Regions from separate parts of the Homo sapiens genome. Here region 1 is linked to region 2. Evidence: read pairs that join two places in POLR2A ChIA-PET (ENCODE). Cell type or tissue: PC-3. All regions are shown on one strand.

The links. Peaks named below come from ENCODE experiments on the same cell type or tissue, not always from the same donor. Only the 100,000 strongest peaks of a DNase experiment are listed, where the experiment ranks them.
Region 1: POLR2A ChIA-PET joins it to region 2 with 18 read pairs; 2 of 35 experiments call an interaction of 5 or more read pairs at or near these places.

What each region holds. Positions count from the first base shown.
Region 1 is chr1:247,871,933-247,879,932 of GRCh38, reverse strand. It overlaps TRIM58 (tripartite motif containing 58), which reads right to left. Exons shown (of 6, transcript NM_015431.4): 6 at 1-4,033. The coding sequence ends at 3,444. Among named protein-coding and RNA genes, the nearest start is that of TRIM58, 19 kb to the right of the region's middle. In PC-3, no CTCF peak of the experiment used is centred here; no DNase peak of the experiment used is centred here.
Region 2 is chr1:246,612,569-246,620,568 of GRCh38, reverse strand. The region is part of intron 2 of CNST (consortin, connexin sorting protein); the gene reads right to left. Among named protein-coding and RNA genes, the nearest start is that of CNST, 50 kb to the right of the region's middle. In PC-3, no CTCF peak of the experiment used is centred here; no DNase peak of the experiment used is centred here; H3K27ac peaks cover 522 bases.

The DNA.
Region 1 (8,000 bases), 1.3 Mb before region 2:
ACACGTACTGTATGGGGAACAAAGAGCCTCCACTGAGCCTGGCAAGGGCGACTGGAAAGGTGAGCTCTAGATGGGCTCTGGGGGGAGTAGGGCTGTGTGGTATCACTGAGAAGCTGGATCTCAGAAGAGTTAAGGAAGAAAGGGAATAATGAGTCAAGGGGATATCAGGGAAAAGGGAATGTCAAGCAGAAGCCACAGGCGGGGAAATGGCCCTGTGATGGGAAGTGCCTGCTTTGGTGGAAACCCAGCCATGAGGCCAGGGCAGCTGGAGCAGAATGCAAAGGGAAGTGGGGGTGGGAGAGATAATCAGAGGAGGGATGGGGGTTCAGATCCTCTAGGGCCTGGGGGTTCACATCCTCTAGGGCCTGGGGATTCACTGTGAGGATTCTGACTTTCACTCTAAGTTGAATGGGAGGTCTTTGTGATGGTATCTAAGTCACTGTGATGCCAACATATCCTTGGGTGCTAAAGGAATCAGCCCAGCTGCTGTAGAGAGAATGGGAGTGGAAGGGCCTAGAGCCCAAGCAGGACCACTGTGAGGAAACGAAAGTCATAATCCAGAGGGGCAGGATGGAGTTCTGACCATGGTTACAGCAGCAGGGTGGCCAGGACAACTGAACCCCGGACATATTCTGAAGGTAGGACCAACAGGGCTTGCCGATGGACTGGATGTGGGCTGGAGAAATCAAGAAAGTACTCAATCGGATGCCTGGCTTAAGCAATCAAAAGAATGGAGTTGCCATCCAGTGACAGGGAGAAGCCTGTGGTTTTTGTTGTTGCAGTTAGGGAGAGACTTGGGGAGAAATTTGTGGGTAAGTTTTAGGCAAATTGAGTTCAAAATGTCTATTTTGATGTCAAGTGGACAGCTGAATATAAAAGACTACCATTCAGAGGAAAGGAGAGGGAAAGCCAGGAAACGGGTATGGATGTCGAGGATTTTGCTGGTAACGAAACAAAGTTCCAGAGGAAATAGTGGCAATCTTTCAGGAGTTGGAAAGGGAAAGAGAAGAGTCATTACAGGAGACACACAAAACTATGAACCTAAGAATGCAAGAGATGAAGACTCACATTGGTTTACTGACTGATATAAACCACAATAATATGCACAGTGAGACAGGATTCAGCAGAGACAGTGAGACCAGAGTACTGGGCTACACAGTGGGAAATGGATACTCCTGGGACTGGGACACTCATTCCATCCTATGGAGAGAGTAGAAGACATGTGGAGGTGTTCTCCCTCCCACCCAGGGCTTCCCCGTCTCACTGAATGGGTGGTGCCCCATGGAAGGGGTATCTCAAGCCACCCACCTGATCCCTGTGGGAAGGGATGCTGTTGCTGAGCTGAAGTCCACCTTCCCTACACAGACCTTGCATGAACGAGGGCTAGGGCACACATGGCCTGTGGAACACCAAGAAGAGGGACACGAGGATGCGTTATTTCCTCTGTTTGCAAATCTATCACAGAGAGTAGAAGTGTTCGCTCATGATCAAACAATTAAAAAATCTAGGAAGAAGGCTACGTTAGTAATATGATTGGAAGGTAAGTTAAAGATGTCAGTCGAAAAAATCTCCCTGGAAGAGAAAAACATCTTGAACTTCAAATTGAGGAGGAAAATTAAACCTTCTGCAGATTATTATCAGATAATGTTAAATAATTTGCCATTAATTAATATTTGGTTAGCATTGAAGCATTTACCATTTAAACATTTTAGCATTTGTGTAATATTTATTTATTTATTTATTTATTTATTTATTTATTTATTTATTTTTGAGATGGAGTCTTGCTCTGTTGCCCCGGCTGGAGTGCAGTGGCGCGATCTCGGCTCACTACAAGCTCTGCCTCCTGGGTTCATGCCATTCTCCTGCCTCAGCCTCCCAAGTAGCTGGGACAACAGGCACCCACCACCACGCCCAGCTAATTTCTTTTTGTATTTTTAGTAGAGACGGGGTTTCACTGTGTTAGCCAGGATGGTCTCAATCTCCTGACCTCGTGATCTGCCCACCTCGGCCTCCCAAAGTGCTGGGATTACAGGCGTGAGCCACTGTACCCAGACATAATAATTATTTAGAAGACAGTGATACAAAGAAGGCAGTAAGGTTAGCCTTCAATGACTTTTAACCTTTTTGTTGGAAAGGTACAGAATATACTTTAAAAATAAGTTAAATATTATCATGATTTCATCATCATCATTATAATGTATTTAAATGGAAAAGCTGAATTCAAACCAGCAATATCAAATATGACCTTAAATATTTACCATAACACAGTGAGGCCAGTATAATTGTTCCATGTATAGGAACCATAACAAGCAGCTAAAAGAGAGAGAGAAGTGTTGTTTGAGGTCTTTTTTCTTTTTTGAGATGGAGTCTCGCACTGGGCTGGAGTACAGTGGTGAGATATTGGCTCACTGCAACCTCCGCCTCCAGGGTTCAAGCAATTCTCCTGTCTCCACCTCCAGAATAGCTGGGATTACAGGCTCCTGCCACCATGCCCAGCTAATTTTTCTATTTTTTTTTTTTTTTTAGTAGAGACAGGGTTTCACCATGTTGGCCAGGCTGGTCTTGAACTCCTGAGCTTGTGATCCACCCGCCTCAGCCTCCCAAAGTGCTGGGATTACAGGCGTGAGCCACTGCACCCAGCCTTAAGGTCTTATAACTAGTAAATATCTGCATTAAAGAACGAGTTGAATGAAAATTCTGATAAATTCCTACTTAAAGTGTATCCAAAGAAAACGGAAAAAGTCTAGGAGTTAGTGATATTAGATTCAGAAGAATGAGCTTTGTAATTCTTAAAAATTAGTCTCAGAATAGAAAGGATTTTAAAAGTAATTGAGTAAAGTCATAGGAAATGTGACCATATAAAGGAATGGCTCTAAATGTATTAATCCAGAAGGAAGCAACAGGTTAAACAGTAAGAGGTAAGAAACAAAAAATAAGGAACAAGAGAGAGAGAGTGACAGGGAGAGAGAGACAGAGCGGGGAAGGAGAGAATGAGAAGGAAAATCAGGAAAACGAGGAGAAACAGAATTAAGGAGGTGATACTGGAATAGTATCAGACCATTCTGAATCAATTTAAGAATTGCCATGTCTAATTCTTATATGGAAGATTTGAAATACAAGGATATTGAAAGGAATAACAAATTATAATGAATGCATAGAAATCCTTATGTAATCCAAGGTCATTAATTTGAAGGAAGACATCAAGAAAATGTGATCTAGAAATAGAGGTTGAGATTGCTCCATTTACAAAATTATTATGCTCTATAATCTTCCCATATGCAAATATTTCATATTCCCTCTTTTGTCCCATGGACATATTTCACAGCAACAACGAATCAAGTGCTGACCTAAATGGGGTATCTGTTAAAACTTAGTATATTGATATCCTTCACCCCACTCCAGGAACGTTCGCTACGCTAGGACTGCATCTTGGGAACAGAATTTTAGAGATGATCATCTCTTACATCAGAAGCAGGATCTAAATGATCCCTGGATGCCCAATTTCCTGACCCTGCTATTGTTGTGGGTGGCAAGATAAGAGGAGTTGCATCACAGATGAAAAAGTAAGGCCGAAGAAGACCAGAGAAGAGTTGGTTGAATGTGTAGATATAAGATCCATCTGTGACATTGTAGAATGAAATTTCACCGGCTTCATAGTCCAAGAAAATCCCAATGCAGCGAGGACTTTCCAGTTGGAGAAGAGGCACTGATGGGGAGGCAAGGACCATGTACTCATTCCCTTTCAGCAGCCACAGGGCCCAGACCCCATTCTCAGGAGATGGCGTGGTTTCCCCCTTTCTTGGCAGTGTGTCTTGACAGACCCCTAAACCCCACTCTGCTCCTTCTCCCACCAGAACCTCCCAGTAATGCCTCCCTGATGAGAAGCTCTGCAAACCCAGGATGCAGGGCCATGTGTCAAATCGCTCAGGGTTGTTGGGGACATCCCTCCATGGTTCTCCATCCTGCACACTGCGCAGGTCGGCGGTCAAGAGCAGACTCGGGTGCGCCGTGGCGGGATCCAGCTTTACATCCACTGCGGAAAGAATGTGGTGGACCAGGTGAAAGGAAAGAAAGGACTGGTAGAAACTTAGGAAACCACTGAAAAGAATAGTCCCACAGTTCCTCACTTTTCTCTCTCTATTAACTCCTAGAGAAAACAAATCAGTATTTCACCTTACAGGTGAAATCTTCTTTATTACTTTATTATTCTTATTCTTTATAACTTTCTGGTATATTCCACTGTTACCTCTGCGTAACCCAGAACTCTTTAACTTTCCCAAAAAAAAACAACTATTGATGACGACAAACCAAGTGAATTATCATTTAGTTTCCTTTCATTTACATCTAAAGCATTTGTGTGTGTGTGTGTGCGTGAGAGAGAGAGAGAGAGACAGAGAGACGGGGTCTTGCTATGTTGCCCAGGCTGGAGTGCAGAGCTATTCATGGGCATAGCCGTGGTACACTACAGCCTCAAACTCCTGGACTCAAGCAATCCTCCCGTGTCTGCCTCCCCAGCAGCTGGGACTACAGGTGCACACCACCATGTCTGGCTTACATCCAAAGCATTTGAGTGCACTTAGGAGGATCTTCTGCATTTAACATAAAATTTATAAACCCCTTAGGAATTTTTTTCTTAAAAATCTATAGAATTTTATTAATATTAAATCCACTACTTCCAAAGTTATATTACTGTGGTAGGCGGAATTCTAAGATGGACCCCATGACCTTCACACCCTGGTGTTAGCCTCATGAGTATGTTACACTATATGACAAGAGAGAGATTATCAAGGTGCGTCTAATCAAATCCCACAAGTCCTGTAAAATCAGAAAGTTTTCTCTGGCTATTGGGTTGGTGGCAGCAGGAAAGGTCAATAAGATGTGGATTTGATATCTCTTTGCTGGCTTTGAAAATGGAAAGGTCACATGAAGAGACAAACGAGTGACCTCTAGAGCTGAGAGTGATCTCCAGAGCTGAGAATAGCCCCCAACCAACAGCCAGCAAGAAAACAGGAATCTCAGTACCGCATTTGCACAGAATTGTATTATGCCAACAACCTGAATAAGGTTGGAGGTAAGGTTCTTCCCCCGACCTACACAGAAGCCTGGCCTGGCCTGGCCAACACCCATATTTGGGCCTTGAGAAAACCTAAGCAGAGGAGCCAGCTGATCCCACTTGGATGTCTGGTCTTCAGAACCATGAGCTACTAAATGGTATGGCTTTAAGCACATAAGCTTGTAGTTATGCGTTATATAACAATAAAAAATACTGATACTCTGAAGTCCCAGTGAGATTGATGAGACATTTGACCCATATACATAATAAATAAATACATCTAGATATGAAACCTCAGTGAAGGGGGGATGTAAAATATTCAGTGCATTTCCTTATTAGCATTGCTTATAAGTAGTAAGTTAATAAATAATATGGTTTGGATGTGTATCGCCTCCCGGTCTCATGTTGAAATGTGATTCCCAATGTTGAAGGTGGGGCCTAGTGGGGGGTGCTGGATCATGGGTGCAGATCCCCCATGAATGACTTAGTGCCATCCCACTGGTGATAAGTGAGTTCTTTATCCGTTCATGCAAGAGCTGGTCGTTTAAGAGGAACCTGGGGCCTCCCCACTTCACTGCTTCCCTCTTGCCATGTGATACGCTGGCTCCTCCTTTGCTTTCCACCATGACTGTAGGTGTCCTGAGGCCTCACCAGAAACAGGTGCCAGCACCATGACTCCTGTACAGCCTACAGAACCATGAGCCAAAATAAAGCATATTTCCTTATATTAATAAATTACCCAGCCTCAGGTATTTCTTTATAGCAATGCAAAATCAGACTAACATGTTAATATAGTTTGATTTTTAATATCAGAACAAATACTGTTTCTACTGCTACTGCTACTGCTACTGCTACTACCACTACCACTATACTTATTTGCCTTTAAACACTTACAGTGAACTACTTTTTTTTTTGAAACGGAGTCTCGCTCTGTTGCCCAGTCTGGAGTGCAGTGGTGCAATCACAGCTCACTGCAGCCTCCACCTCTCAGACTCAAGCCATCCCCTGACCTCAGCCCTCTGAGTAGCTGGGAAGGCACACACCACCATGCCCAGCTAGTTTTCTGTATTTTTTTGTAGAGAAGGGGTTTTGCCATGTTGCCCAGGCTGGTCTCGAACTCCTGGGTTCAAGCAATCCATCCGCCTCAGCCTCCCAAAATGTTGGGATTACAGGCGTGAGCTGCCACGCCCGGTCTAGTGAATTTTTATTGATACCCAACCTGAGTGGTCACGTAACTGCGCATTGCATTATTTTTATTATGTAACCACCCTGAGGGTCACCATTGTCATCCCTACATTACACAAGAGTAGATTCAGAGTCAAAGAGTTTATGTGGTCTTCCCAAACTCTAGAGGTAAATAACAGAGATTGAAAGGTAGGTCTCCATGGATTGTGCATTTAACACAATCTAACAGGTCATGTATTCCCAAGCCATTCCTCTTCCGGCACAGTGGTCTGCTTCATTTCTAACAAAAGAGATCTGTGAAATGGCTTTTGATATGGTCTGTATCCCATTCCTCTCCCTACCCCTTCTCTCCTAAACTCAATTCTTCATCATGATGTGACCATACCCCAACCAAACTGCGCATGTCCATCTTCCCAGGGACCTCCGTGTTGATGAATGGTTACTTGTCAGTTTGTCTTTTTTTTAAGATGGAGTTTTGCTCTTGTTGCCCAGGCTGGAGTTCAATGGCATGATCTTGGCTTACTGCAACCCCCATCTCCCGGGTTCAAGTGATTCTCCTGCCTCAGCCTCCCGAGTAGCTGGGATTACAGGCATGCACCACCACGCCTGGCTAATTTTGTATTTTTAGTAGAGACAAGGTTTCCTCAGGTTGATCAGGCTGGTCTCGAACTCCTGACCTCAGGTGATCTGCCCGCCTCGGCCTCCCAAAGTGCAGGGATTTACAGGCGTGAGCCACCGCGCCCGGCCCAGAGTTCATCTTCAATGATTTTTCTGTATCTCTCAACACTGAGAATCTACTTGTGCTGGAAAATCTCCCTTTTCCAAAGGTAACACTCATCCATGTTTCCCTTCCCTCACTGCTCACTACTCCTTGATCCTCTTTGCTGTTCTCTTCTCCTCCACCACCACCACTGGAGAAACCTATAGTCCCAAGACTTGGACTTCTTCTCTCTCTCTCACCTCACTCCCTATCTACCCGGGTGCTGGCTGGTTCATTGCTTTGATAAAATTCCATTCATATGCTGACTGATTCCCAATGCATGTGCTTAGCTTTGAACTTTACCCTGAAACTCCCTATTGTACATTCATCTGCCCACTTGATAGCAACATTTGAATATTTAGCACTCATCGCAACATCCACATATCCAAAACCCTGTGCCCTTCTTCTGCTTCAACTGTCGCTTTCCTCATCAATATAAGTGGCAATCACATTTTGCCAGTTCGCAAGATCCAAAACCTTGGAATCATTCATGGCTCTTCCTGTTTATAGCACATCATATATAATCCAACAGCAAATCTTAACAGCTCTGCCTTCAGTATATAACAAAAATCTGTCCATCTTGCGGCACCTTCCGTAATAACATCTATTCCAACACATAATCATCTCTCATCAAATTACTGCAAAGACCCTTAACTGCTTTTCCCATGTCAATCTTCTCCTCTCTGTAATTTACTTACAAGAAAGCATATAGAGTGATCCTCATAAAACATTAGTCCAATCAAACTATTTTTCTAGGTACAACTTTCAACTATGTCCTATTTCGCTCAGGGATAAAGTATCATGCTCAGCATGGCCTGCCTATCTAGCCCTTTCTTGGTCTCTCCGACCCTCCTGTCATTTACTCTGCCACAGAGTCCTCACACTGACATCCTCACAGCTCCTGGAACACACCTGCCATCCTCCACGTCAGGCCTTGGCGCTCATTTCTGCTGCCTGAATGCTTTCTTCCAGATCATATATTTGCTGGGTTATCCCCTGCAG
Region 2 (8,000 bases):
CCCATCGTGTGTATGCACCACGATGAAGCCGTCCTCCCTGTAGTGTTCCCAGAGCCCATCGTGTGTATGCACCACGATGAAGCCGTCCTCCCTGTAGTGTTCCCAGAGCCCATCGTGTGTATGCACGACTGAAGCCGTCCTCCCTGTAGAGTGTGCCCAGAGCCCATCGTGTGTATGCACGACTGAAGCCGTCCTCCCTGTAGAGTGTTCCCAGAGCCCATCGTGTGTATGCACGACTGAAGCCGTCCTCCCTGTAGTGTTCCCAGAGCCCATCGTGTGTATGCACGACTGAAGCCGTCCTCCCTGTAGAGTGTTCCCAGAGCCCATCGTGTGTATGCACCACGATGAAGCCGTCCTCCCTGTAGTGTGCCCAGAGCCCATCGTGTGTATGCACCACGATGAAGCCGTCCTCCCTGTAGTGTTCCCAGAGCCCATCGTGTGTATGCACCACGATGAAGCCGTCCTCCCTGTAGTGTTCCCAGAGCCCATCGTGTGTATGCACGACTGAAGCCGTCCTCCCTGTAGAGTGTGCCCAGAGCCCATCGTGTGTATGCACGACTGAAGCCGTCCTCCCTGTAGAGTGTTCCCAGAGCCCATCGTGTGTATGCACGACTGAAGCCGTCCTCCCTGTAGTGTTCCCAGAGCCCATCGTGTGTATGCACGACTGAAGCCGTCCTCCCTGTAGAGTGTGCCCAGAGCCCATCGTGTGTATGCACCATGACTGAAGCCGTCCTCCCTGTAGAGTGTGCCCAGAGCCCTGCCTTCTACTGCCCTGTAGTTCATATCTTTGGATTTGAATGTGAAACCCACTGCCCTGGCCAGACTGGTCCATTCTTCATCTCCCAAAGTAAAATACTTCCTGCCTTTCTGAGCAATTACAGATCCTAACGGCTAGAATATTTTCCTCCTGTTTAAGCCTATTTATGTTCTACTCTAATAAAATCCACATCTTTCCCTATAACATGAGCTTGAAGTCAAGTTACTTTCCTCTGAACCTGGTATATGGCCTCGTATGACGCTAGGTTGCAGTACAGTAATTGGTTTAAGATGTCATCTTCTATTTCACATCAACGCTGGCAGCACAGGGGTTATTCCAGTGATACCCAGCATGGTGTCTTCAACACTACAATTCCACGTGCTGTGCTTCTTTAAAAAATCACCTACAGTGATTACTTGTATTTTAGAGAATTCTCTTCTAGACACTTTATGTTGCTATACATTTTGGCCATTAGAAGTACAAGGCCCAGTGATGGCCTGCCATTTTTTAGGGTATTTCTAAAAACAGGAGGTGATTCTTCTGCTTTCTAATTTTCTAACCACCATAGCAGCAAAACCAAAAGGGTACCAATGTGGGTAAAGGAGTTTTCCACGGAGAACTACAAAGAAACTAAGAGAATTAGTGTTTTTTTTTTTTCCCTTTTCTCTAGCTACACTACTATGCCCAAGACATTTAATCTCATAGACTGTGATAAGGTCAGCTTCCCAAATTCTATTCTTCTGTTGATGACATTATTCCCCTATAGTTATCAGGGTATTACTCCAGGCTTCTTTGTAAAAAACAGATGAGATTTTGTGATGCTTGTTTTTAGTAAAAGGGAGCTAAATAAAACCCTTGAAGACTATTGCCAAAGAAGGATGGACTTTCAAAGTTAAGGAAAAAGGACAGAATTGATGACTCCCTTTCCAAAGGAGATCAAAAAAGGGTCCTGGATAATCGGCAACCTGCATCGTGGTTATCTCGGTTATTTAGTTAGCATCGATTTGTAATGGTCAAGTTTCCTGCTTGATCCATTTTATCACCTACTTTAATATTCAATGTTACTGATATTAAAAAGCAATACATTGGTAAATAAAATGATGTAACCAGAGAAACTCAACAGAAAGGGGACTATTATTCATGAAACCTAACAGCAGAAGTTCCAAAAGCCCACAGAAGTCTAAGGATTCCAAGAGCAGCAGGGGGCTAATGGGCAATTAGAAAGAATATCGTACTTTAATCATTGAGTGTAGGGAGGGGAAGGAAAATATGATCTAGGCTCAGAGGGGTCACACTAAATCACTGAAGACGTTAGCAAAACTACAAGACTCATACTACAAAAGGATTATCTGTCAGGCCTTAAACAACATGAGCTTCAGAGATAACCATTACTATACAAAACCATCTTACCTTGAGATAACATTCCTTGTGGGGACAGAGTAATATAAAATCAGAGAGCACTGGGAAAGGAGCAAGAGACTTCAGTTCTGCTATGATTTTTCCAAGAGACCTTCGATTAGACTTTTTACTTGCTGACCTATATAGTTTCCTTACCTAAAACGAAGAGATTGGATAGAGAAGTTCTCTAGTTCTGACCATCAAAAACATTCAAAATCTCCAGAGGTTTTGCTACATAAGAAATGCAGACCATTACTGTGAAGAAGCTTGAGCAACTATTTACGATAATGGAAGGTAAGGTTACCCACCTAATACAAGTATCTTCTAGTTCCTTTCTGGGTGTATTTTTAAAACCATTGTTCCTCCCTTGCCTAGACTGGTGACTACACAAATAGTGGTGTGTTTGCTTTTCAGGCAAGAAAACTGAATGTCCTTGCAAGAAGCGTGCTGCAATACTCCCTACCAAAGAGCAGGTTGTTCTTCTAGCTCTGCCAAGCTCTTAGAATAGAATTCTATCGTGGCTCAAATAATCATAGCAATTGTTATACATGTTATGAAATGACCAAGGATGTACTTTACTTTAGGCACATATAAAATAGGAAAGTAACACTAGCCATATTCTGGTTGCTTGGAATTTTAAGCCACTTAAAATATGGTGTTCTTAGTTTCACAGCATTAATGGGGTAAAGAACTCATATTAGAAAACTGTTGCCAAAGAGTTGGAAGAATGACATGGATATTAAGGCAGCCCTAAGTTCTCAGCATGCTTCACCTACTTATTAGCCATACTTTTGGCAAGTTAATCTCTTTGATCCTCTATTTTTTCCTCTGTAACATGGGGGCTGTTGCATCTACCTTATAATATTAGTGTGAGGATTAAATGAGACAGTGCATGCCAAAAGCAGGAGTGCCCCTAAGTCTCAGCCTGAAAAACAGCTTTATTGTCACTTAACTGAAAAAGGTCACAAGAGTGGTAAAGCAGTTCTGAGACAAGTCCAATCTTATTTGAGGACAAACATTCAGAGGAAAGTGTAGTTAAAGCTAATAAAGTTTATATGACTCATGTCATAGTGAATAATAGGAGTTATAAGAACTAAGCTGGAGTATTAAATTGCTTAGGTTATTATTCACCAATACTGTAGGTTTGAACATCATTGAGCTTGTATATATTTTTTCACATTTTATCATACAATATGTAGCCTTTTCAGATTGCCTTCTTTCACTTAGTAACATGCATTAAATTTTCCTCTATGTCTTTTAATGCTTGACAGTTCATTTCTTTTTAGTAAGGGATAATATGCTAAGAGCTTATTTTTAGTAAAAGCAATAATAAAGAAAATAAACATTAGCATAATCAGGAGTACTTAGACTGATGTGCTGTGAGTTGACAATTGTGAATTGTGTGTCTTTATAATATACTAAGATTTTAAAGTAATATTAAAGCATTCATGATGTAACACGGAAATTTTAGTATTTTTCCGTGTGAATTTCAAAAAATTTTTATTATTACGTTTGATGTCACATGAGTCTTACAAAGTTTTGCTTGAAAAAAAAAAGTATTGGCCGGGCGCAGTGGCTTACCCCTGTAATCCCAGCACTTTGGGAGGCCAAGGTGGGCGGATCATGAGGTCAAGAGATTGAGACCATCCTGGCCAACATTGTAAAACCCCGTGTCTACTAAAAATACAAAAATTAGCCGGGCGTGGTGGCGTATGTATGTAGTCCCAGCTACTCGGGAGGCTGAGGCAGGAGAACTGCTTGAACCCGGGAGGCGAAGGTTGCAGGGAGCCAAGACTGGGCCACTGCACTCCAGCCTGGCAACAGAGTGAGACTCCAACTCAAAAAAGAAAAAAGAAAAAAATAAGTCTCATTCTGTTGCTCAGGCTGGAGTGCAGTGGCCCAATCATGACTCACTGAAGCCTCAACCTCCCAGGCTCAAGCGACCCTCCCACCTCAGTGTCCCGAGTAGCTGGAACCACAGGCACACACCACCAAGCCCGGATGATTTTTAAATTTTCTGGGGGGGCAGTGGGGGTGGTGTCTTGCTATGTTGCCCAGGCTTGTCTTCAACTTCTGGCCTCAACTGGTCCTCCCATCTTGGCCTCCCAAAATGCTGGGAGTACAGGCGCCAGCCACCATGTCTGACCTAAAATTCCTTCTGATACACAAAAAGTTTTCAAGATATATTTATAGTTAAGGAGAAAAACCAAATCAAAACATACCGCCCCATGTAATTCCCTACAAAATCTCACTCAATATAAATGAAGCTTTCTGCTGCCACATATGAATCCATATAGCTAGACAAGAACAAAAAGTTCTATTTATCGTTGTCATCCGTGAAAGCCAAGTGACCTATAGTTAAAAACTACCCATTAAATAACTTGGTGATGCTATTTATAAGTATTTAAAGACAGTAACAGGCACATTCATAAGACCTAATTTAAGACCTGTCAACTTCATTAAGCTCTAAAATGGAGATGACAGTTTACATGTAACTACTAAGGGTTTCAGAGATGTGGTTTCTTTTTTTTTTTGAGATGGAGTTTCTGCTCTTTTTGCCCAGGCTGGAGTGCAATTGCACAATCTCGGCTCACCGCAACCTCCACCTCCTGGGTTCAAGCTATTCTCCTGCCTCAGCCTCCCGAGTAGCTGGGATTACAGGTATGCATCACCATGCCAGGCTAATTTTGTATTTTTAGTAGAGACGGGGTTTCTCCATGTTGGTCAGGCTGGTCTTGAACTCCCGACCTCAGGTGATTCACCTGCCTCGGCCTCCCAAAGTGCTGGGATTACAGGCGTGAGCCACCGTGCCCGGCCCAGAGATGGGGTTTCATTATGTTACCCAGGCTGGATTTGAACTCATGGACTCAAATGATCCTCCTGCCTCAGTCTCCTGAGTAGCTGTGAAGAGGTATTATTTCTTTTTAAAAATTATTTGTGGCCGGGCACAGTGGCTCACGCCTGTAATCCCAGCACTTTGGGAGGCCGAGGCAGGCGGATCACGAGGTCAGGAGATCGAGACCATCCTGGCTAACACGGTGAAACCCCGACTCTACTAAAAATACAAAAAATTAGCCGGGCCTGGTGGCACGCGCCTGTAGTCCCAGCTACGCGGGAGGCTGAGGCAGGAGAATGGCGTGAACCCGGGAGGCGGAGGTTGCAGTGAGCCGAGATCGCGCCACTGCGCTCCAGCCTGGGTGACAGAGCGAGACTCCGTCTCAAAGAAAAAAAAATTTTTTTTTTGTAATAACCATGGGCCAAAGACTGGGGAAATTACCTTGATTGAGAAATTTTATTCAATTGATCACACCGCCTGAATTCTGTGTCAGTTCTAACATATAACTGCTCCGTTTAGCTTAGAATCTATCTCTGATAATGGTCAAGAGGCATTTTGTGAAACAATATAGTAGTATCCTTTAATGACTTTTACCTTAAAACACTAGGAATGTACCCTGACATTCACGTTCCTTTTAATAGTCTAGCATTGATCGGCAGATATTCACAATGCTCTGTGAATATCACTAAGGATATTACCATTTCTTTGCATGATTGGGAAAATGATGTGACTGGATGTTTAAGAGCAAAATCTCACAGCTGGTACTCTAGTTAGTAAGTAATTAAGAGAATAAAAAATTATTGCAGTCAGCCGGGCATGGTGGCTCACATCTGTAATCTCAGCACTTTGGGAGGCTGAGGTGGGCAGATCACGAGGTCAAGAGTTCAAGACCAGTGTGACCAACATGGTGAAACCCCGTCCCAACTAAAAATACAAAAATTAGCTGGGCGTGGCGGCGCATGCCTATAATCCCAGCTACTCAGGAGGCTGAGGCAGGAGAATCACTTGAACCCAGGAAGTGGAGGTTGTAGAGAGCGAGACTGTCTCCAAAAAAAAAAAAAAAAATTTATTGCAGTCAAAATGGGGACTGGAAAGATGTCACACAGAAAACACCAAGGCCTAGGTAAAGAGTGGCAATTATTATATATACGATGATACAGGTTAAGCATCTCTGATCTGTAAATCTGAAATCCGACATGCTCCAAAACCTGAAACTTTTTTAGTGCTGACAAGATGCCACAGGGAGAAAATTCTATACCTAACTTCATGTGAGAGGTTACAGTCAAAGTTTTATTTCATGTATAAAATTATTTTAAAATATTGTATAAAATTACCTTCAGTCTCTATACACAGGGTGGGTATAGGAAACATAAAAAAGCTGTGTTTAGACTTGGGTCCCATCCTCAAGATATCTCACTATATATATGCGAATATTCCATAATCAAAAAAAAACCTGAAATATGAAACACTTCCAATCTCAAGCATTTTGGATAAGGGATGTTCAACCTGTAGTGTTACTGATGCATAAACTAAGCTGATGGGCATTTTTGAGGATAGGGAAGGGTTATTTAAAGACCTCACACAGGCCAAGTGCAGTGGCTCATGCCTGTAAGCTCAGCACTTTGGGAGGCCAAGGCAGGTGGATCACCTGAGGTCAGGAGTTCGAGACCAGCCTGGCCAACATGGTGAAACCTATCTATACTAAAAATACAAAAAATTAGCTGGGCATGGTGGTGTGCACCTGTAGTTCCAGCTACTCGGGAGGCTGAGGCAGGAGAATCACTCGAACCTGGGAGGTGGAGGTTGCAGGGAGCCGAGATCAGGCTACTGCACTCCAGCCTGGAAGACAAAGCTAGACTCAGAAGAGGGAGACGGGAAGAGGGAGAGAGGGAGAGAGGAGGAGAGGTAGAGAGGAGGAGAGAGAGAGAGAGAAAGAAAGAATAAAAAAAGGCCTCATACAGTTCAAATATTGTATACTACTATTCAGAGTACAAGTACCCTATCATTCAAAACTACATTCGCTGCTTTTATACAAATACTTTCTTTGATCCAAGTGTTAAAGCTTCCTTTCACTGCAATGAAACTAGATCAAATTAAAAATCTGAGAGAAGGTTATGCCATTATTCAGAGACGATTACTGAAACAAACCCAAATCCACTACTTCCCTTAAGAGTGAACCATCCACCTTTTCTCTGATTGTGTTTTGTCTTGCTGAGGCTGGCAGGCAGGAATCATAGCCACCAACACACCCTGAGGAAAGGAATGTGCAATAATTGTTCTGCGGCAAATTGTGGAAAGTCATGTATTGCTTTAAGCACACTTTTAAAGTTCAGCAAAAGTGAGATAGTATAGCTTAACCATTAGACACAAAGTCTGAAGTCAGACTACCTGGGATGAAGTCCTGGGATGTACTTTATCTCAGTGATACACTTTTCAGCAATGACATCGGGCACGTTACTTAATCTCTCTGTGCTTCAGATCCCACATCTATAAATTGGAGCTAATTGTATTATGCTTGATAAGATTGTGACAAGGAGTAAATGAGATAATCCACATAAAGCATGTACCACAGTGGCTGGCATATAGTAAATAATAAATGCTCGAGAACTATGTTTTAAAACTCAGCAAATTTCAATTAGTTAAGCTTTGTATGTCCCTAACACTGAGTTTGGAGTGTTATATATATATTTTTTGAGACAGGGTCTCACTCTGTCACCCAGGCTGGAGTGCAGTGGTACAATCATGGCTCACTGCAGCCTCGACCTCCCCAGTTCAAGTGATCCTCCCACTGCAGCCTCTGAAGTAGCTGGGACAACAAGTGCACACCCCCTGGCTAATTTTTGTATGTATTTTTTTAGAGATGGGGTTTCACCATGTTGCTCAGACTGGTCTCGAATTCCTGGGCTTAAGCAATCTGCCCGCCTTGGCCTCCCAAAGTGCTAGGATTATTGGATCGAACCACTGCGCCTGACCTGTTATGATTTTGGGGGGCTATTTTTTTAAAAAAAC